Regions from separate parts of the Homo sapiens genome. Here region 1 is linked to region 2. Evidence: chromatin loops called from intact Hi-C (ENCODE). Cell type or tissue: K562. All regions are shown on one strand. Links, peaks and the distances in the headings refer to the core of each region. The heading gives the core; the rest is flanking DNA. Region 1 overlaps OXSR1 (oxidative stress responsive kinase 1). Region 2 overlaps ACAA1 (acetyl-CoA acyltransferase 1).

Evidence for each region. A loop is a pair of places that touch in the nucleus more often than their neighbours do. Peaks named below come from ENCODE experiments on the same cell type or tissue, not always from the same donor. Only the 100,000 strongest peaks of a DNase experiment are listed, where the experiment ranks them.
Region 1: it touches region 2 in a loop (2.3-fold over the local background); 17 of 110 quality-filtered maps call a loop at or near these places.

What each region holds. Positions count from the first base shown.
Region 1 is chr3:38,221,013-38,223,925 of GRCh38, forward strand. It overlaps OXSR1 (oxidative stress responsive kinase 1), which reads left to right. Exons shown (of 18, transcript NM_005109.3): 6 at 566-675; 7 at 2,800-2,901. Among named protein-coding and RNA genes, the nearest start is that of SLC22A13, 43 kb to the right of the region's middle. In K562, for the core only: no CTCF peak of the experiment used is centred there; a DNase peak (open chromatin) is centred at 1,439.
Region 2 is chr3:38,130,304-38,133,216 of GRCh38, forward strand. ACAA1 (acetyl-CoA acyltransferase 1) reads right to left here. Exons shown (of 12, transcript NM_001607.4): 4 at 1,623-1,702; 5 at 1,293-1,335. Among named protein-coding and RNA genes, the nearest start is that of ACAA1, 5.4 kb to the right of the region's middle. In K562, for the core only: a CTCF peak has its summit at 1,487; a DNase peak (open chromatin) is centred at 1,468.

The DNA.
Region 1 (2,913 bases), core at 177-2,676, 91 kb after region 2:
TTAGGATATGTGTTTAGAATTACGAACTCTGATTTATTTGGGGCTGAGTTCTTGAGAGCTCTTTGAATACTAAGCTAAAAAGGTTGGATTTCATTCTGTAGGAGTTTCTGAACTGAAAGGGCCATGTCAAAGTGATAATTTAAAAATGAATGGATAAATGAATCTGATAGTGGTATGTAGAGTGGATTAGAGCAAGGGGGAAAATCTGAGAAGATGATGATATGTGGGGGTGGAGAGGAATGGAGTGAGGTACCTGCTAAGCTATGTCTTTTTTGTTTTTTTTGTTTTGTAAAGATGAGGTCTCCCTATGTTGCTTAGGCTGTTCTTGAACTCCTGAGCTCAAGTGAGCCTCCTGCCTTGGCCTCCCAGAGTGTTGGGATTATAGGTGTGAGCCACTGTTCCTAGTCTAAGCTATGTCTTAATTTAGTCAAGAAGTTCAGCAAAAAGATAAGAAACTATCATGCTTTTTATTTATATATAGGATGTTCACTACATTGTATTGTTTTCCTATTCATTTATGATAGTTGATGCACTTTAAATACCTTGCTGTTGTATTCTATTTCAGACTTTGGGGTTAGTGCTTTTTTAGCAACTGGTGGTGATATTACCCGAAATAAAGTGAGAAAGACCTTTGTTGGCACCCCTTGTTGGATGGCACCTGAAGTTATGGAACAGGTACCGTGTCTTTTTTTCTGTTTTAAATGGGTTAGGGCTTTGTTTTGAAACTGAAAAAACTTAATAGTGCTTGCTTTTCTTTGGCATACCAGGTTAGCTTTGGGAAACATGTCCCTGTTCCTTGGTTAGGATTTTAGTCCACCCTTGAAAAGAAAACAACAAAAACTCTCTAGAACTTTGCAAAGGATATATGAAACTCAGGAATAATATAATTGAGGTTTGTTTTAATAATTTTATTAGTACAAATTATACCAAATTTTACATATAGATTTATTGGTTTAATGATTTCTAAATTATGTCCAGTTTTGTTTCCTAAGCCTCCATATAGTTATTTCTAGTTCTTAATAGATGCTTCACATAAATGCCTTATAGGTATATCAAACTCAGTATGCTGCGAACCGAATTCATTTTTACTCTGTTTTAATCACCTGTATTCACCCTGTTGGTGAGGGAAGGATTCCCACTGTAAAGTTATGGGAATGGCTGAACATACAACACCTGACACTGGACAGATGAGATTGACAGCTGTCTATTAGTCACATATACTCACAGCCTAGGGGAGGAGGATAACTGCATGCTGTGCAGGACCAGCAGAGTTGCACTGAGTAACAGAATGAACGAGAAGGGGCTTTGGAGACAGGCTTTGTAGTACCAGCAGATTGCGATGCCCCTTGGTTTCCTTGAGAAGATAAGATTGGCTGACACGGAACCGAAATCTGCTTCTCAGGGGCAAGCAGGAACTGTACCTGGTCGTTTGATAAGGAGGATTGTTGGGCTAGGAGACATTATCTGCAAGAGCAGAGTGGGGAGGGGAACTTCTGCTTAGGTCTCTAGAGGCCCTTCAGTTTTACCAGATGGCAGGGCAGCACATACTATTGATCCTTAATTTTAGGTCTTACACACTACACACTCCCCAAACCTATTTCTCCTATATTGCTTAGGATAGAAAATTAAAATTTATAACCATGTAATGTGCTGGTGACAGTGTATAAGTAGAGAAATTTGGCAACATATTCACTCTAAAAAGTTTAAAAGTATTCACAACCTTCCTAACTTTTTCATTATAGAAATTAAGGTGATAATACCATAATACAGATCCTTTGGAAAACAAAAAAGCTACCCCACTACAAAACATTTTGTTTTGATTCTTTCTAGTATTTTACTGTTTGTAAAAGTTTCAGGACGTATGAGCAATTTTGTGTTTTTTTCCTCATGTTTTATCACAAATGTTTTTTATATGTTCACATAGAATTAATAAATATTGCTTTTAATTGACTGTAATTTTAAAAATATACCATACTTAACAGTTTCTTCACTGTTGGTGAACATTCAGTTTGTGTCTTTATTTTTTGTATTACCAAATATATTTAGATTTTGCCTACTTTATTTTATTGGTTTAAAGCTTATGAACACTTTCATTGTTCTTGGTACACATTAGAGGTAGCTTTTTTGTTTGTTTATTTTTAGAGACAGAGTCTTGCTCTGTCTCCCAGTCTGGAGTGCAGTGGTGCCATCATGGCTTACTGCAGCCTTGAACTCCTGGGCTCAAGCTAGCCTCCCGAGCAGCTGGACTGTAGGCATACGTCACCACTCCTAGCTAATTAAAACAATTTTTTTTTGTGGAGATGGGGTCTCACCATGTTGCCCAGGCTGGTCTTGAACTCTTGGCCTCAAGCCCACCTCATCCTCCCACCTCAGCCTCTCAAAGTGTTGGGATTACAGGCAAGAGCCACCGTGCCCCACCTCAGAAGCTAACTTTTTTTTTTTTTTTTGAGGTGGAATTTCACTCTTGTTGCCCAGGCTGGAGTGCAATGGCATGATCTCAGTTCACCGCAACCTCTACCTCCTGGGTTCAAGCGATTCTCCTGCCTCAGCCTTCCGAATAGCTGAGATTACAGGCATGCGCCACCGTGCCCGGCTAATTTTGTATTTTTTTTTTTTTAGTAGTGATGGAGTTTCTCCATGTTGGTCAGGCCGGTCTTGAACTCCCAACCTCAGGTGATTCGCCTGCCTCAGCCTCCCAAAGTGCTGGGATTACAGGTGTGAGCCTCCACCCTGGCCAGAAGCTAACTTTTAAAAGTCCTTTTATGCTGGTAAAAATAATCATGCAAATCTGTTTTGCAGGTCCGTGGTTATGATTTCAAAGCTGATATTTGGAGTTTTGGAATTACAGCAATTGAATTGGCTACAGGGGCGGCTCCTTATCATAAATATCCACCAATGAAGGTGAGGCTTGTA
Region 2 (2,913 bases), core at 86-2,585:
ACAGACAAATACTCCACAGTGTAAACTGTTGCTATTACTCCATTTATTCTTCTCAACTTCAACAGAGCTGAGCTAGGTATCCCCATTTTATAGATCAGGAGACTGAGGTCTAGAGAGACTGTATAACTTATCCATGGTGACCCAGCCTGGATCCACATTTAGGTAGTCTGGTCCCAGAGCCCACTTCCAACTAGAGTGCCCTGTGTTAAATACTTGCTGATCAAAGTCTATGGAGAACAGTCAGCCTGTGATGTGGGTGTCAGGCCTGGCCCAGATCTTAATATCCTAGTACCATCATCCTTAACCTGCTTGGGAATCAGATACTCTCTAAGAAACTCATAAAAGCTCCAGCCCTTCTCAAGTTATCCATGCCACCTCTCACCCAGTAAGATAGAAGAGCATGAGAGAAATCAAACGGCAGTGGCCTTTGCCCAGCCAAAGTCCTTGCAGAGTGGTCTTTGGCTTTATTTACAACTGTAGACATAGGTCATTACAACTCAGTGACAGCTGCCACAGCCCTGGGACAGGGGCCAGCAATGCGTCCTCTCAAGAAATACCCTAAAGAGGATGTGAAAGGCAGCGGAGGCATGTCAGAACCCTGGGGCTGCTCACCTCCCCCAGCCTGCCAAAGACCTTACTCCCCTGCCCTCCCAGCACCAGATGCCCACCCAAGCCTGGGCACCTGTGCCCTGACCTTCCCTGGAGGCACTGCCAAATACAACTTCTGCAGCTCCATTTGCTGCAGCCAATGATGGAGCCACAGTCTAGGTGAAGGTGACAGTGACCAAACCACCACAGATCTAATTATGTCCCTCATAGCCCATAAGCAGCTGGAAGTTTCCACACTGGTTCCAAGGTGGGGAGACAAAGGGACAGACAGCCTAGTAAAATGAACAAACTAGTTATACAGTAGGCGCTGTCCCTGGCTTTAGGGAACCCAAACTGCAACTTCTCTCTCAGCAGCATCATGAATCAACAAGGGCCCCCAAAGGAAACCCAAATGCTGGATTTTCTCAAAATGTTTTCCCACCTTTTCCAGCCTGAAAGATTTCCAAGAAAGTAAGCTTTTAGAGGCCAATTCCCCTCCCCTGCTAGTGCTGAGAGGTGTGAGTGATTCCTGAGCAGCCAGAGTTGGTAGCCACTCTTAACCTGCATTTGTGAGAACCCACTCGTGGCCAGCTGCCTAAAGGGGATGGGGGGAATCCTGAAATCATGGCCTCTGAGAACTCAGATGAAAATTAGTTTTATTGTCACAAGTTGGTTAATAAGCTCCGGCAGAAAAAAATTCTTACCCACAGGCCATGCCAATGTCATAAGACCCATTTCTGATGCCACCTGTAACAAAAGCATTTCATAAACATCCTTTGCCAGAGTCCACCTGTTCTGGAAGCAGTGGAGCCTCTTCCCCACCTGGTCTCTAGATGGGACTCAGCCCCAGCCTCAGAAATGGAAGACCCAGGAGTGTTCAGAAAAGGCTTTGGGCAGTGGTAGGGGGCGCTCCTGCACTCTTTCTGTGGTTAGAGTCCTCAGAAATGGTAATTATTGCTTGCCCGGCAGACAGCGACTTTGCTGACCCAAACCCACAGGTCCAGGACCAAGGCACCCACCCAGTCATAACTTACCTGCTATGCTGGCCACTGCCTGTAGCCCCGACGAACACTGTCTATTGACAGTGGACAAAGGCACAGTCTCCGGGATGTCACTGAAACAGAAGGTGAGAAAGTAGAATCAGCCCCCAATTCCATGCCAGGCTCTCATGGAAAGCAGTCCTATGCTTCTAACTGCCCCCCTCAAGGGATGTAAAGGGCAGGGGAACAAACCCAGCAGCTCTGCTCCCATGCCAGGCCAGATCCATGGAATGGGGGTGAGCAGCTACTGGGCAGACCCCATCTCTGCAGGCACTTGCTCCCCAGGGCCCCACAAGCACATTCCCTTCTACTCCTATGAGAATCTTCAATCAAAGACCAAGCACAGCCCAAAGGCAAGGGAAGCCTGTTTGGGCCACAGGGATCCTTCTCTCTCTCTCCCTTTGAAGATTCAGAAATGAAAACTGTGTATCTCTGTTTCCCCCAAAAAACAGAGAAAAGGAACTGCTGCTGGGACAGAGCACCAGAGCAAAAGAAATGCCTAAAGTCTGAGGCCAGGGACCACTCGGCCTTACCAGTAATCATATAGCTAACCCTGCATGTTCCCATGGACTCTTGAAAGCCTGATCCCACCTAGACGAAGCACTCTGATGGGCATCATATATTCTAACATCCATTGCTCTGGTAGGTTCCCCAAGACTCTCATACTGGTCTTAGCCCTGGAAGCTAGTAGGGCTTCCCCTCCTGATGTAACCTGCCTTGGCCAACAGTACAAAGCCCTAGGGAAATTTCCAGACCTCCTCAGACCCACAGACTCAGAATCTGAGGGAGTGGAAGCATCCTGGTGATTCTGGTGTGTAGCCAGAGTTGGGAACCTCTGAACTAGTGCCCAGGCCAGGCTCTGCAGAGACTCTCTCAGGGGGATAGCCTCCTGTGCAGCCTGTTTGACCCTTCCAGGGTCCCTTAACTCCCTAGCAGGTAGTTACCATTCCTTCACTCAATCCACCAAGTGTTCACTAAATACCTACTTACCACAAGGCATCACCTGAGGGATGCTGCGATGCTTATAACACTGTGCCCTAGAGGATGCCCAACCAACACACAGAAAATGAATCAACTATCAGAGACTGAAATAATAGGGCAAGAGGGCAAACCACATCACAAGGAAGTATATGGCTACTGCTGGAGAGGAAGGGGCTCTCAATTTCAGCCTGAGAGCCTGGATAACTCATGCCAAAATGGTGAGACTGTGTTTAGGCAGGGTTTGTCTTTCTGTCTAGGGCAGAAAGAGGAGGTAGGGCTAGCACTTCAAGGAGACAGAATGACC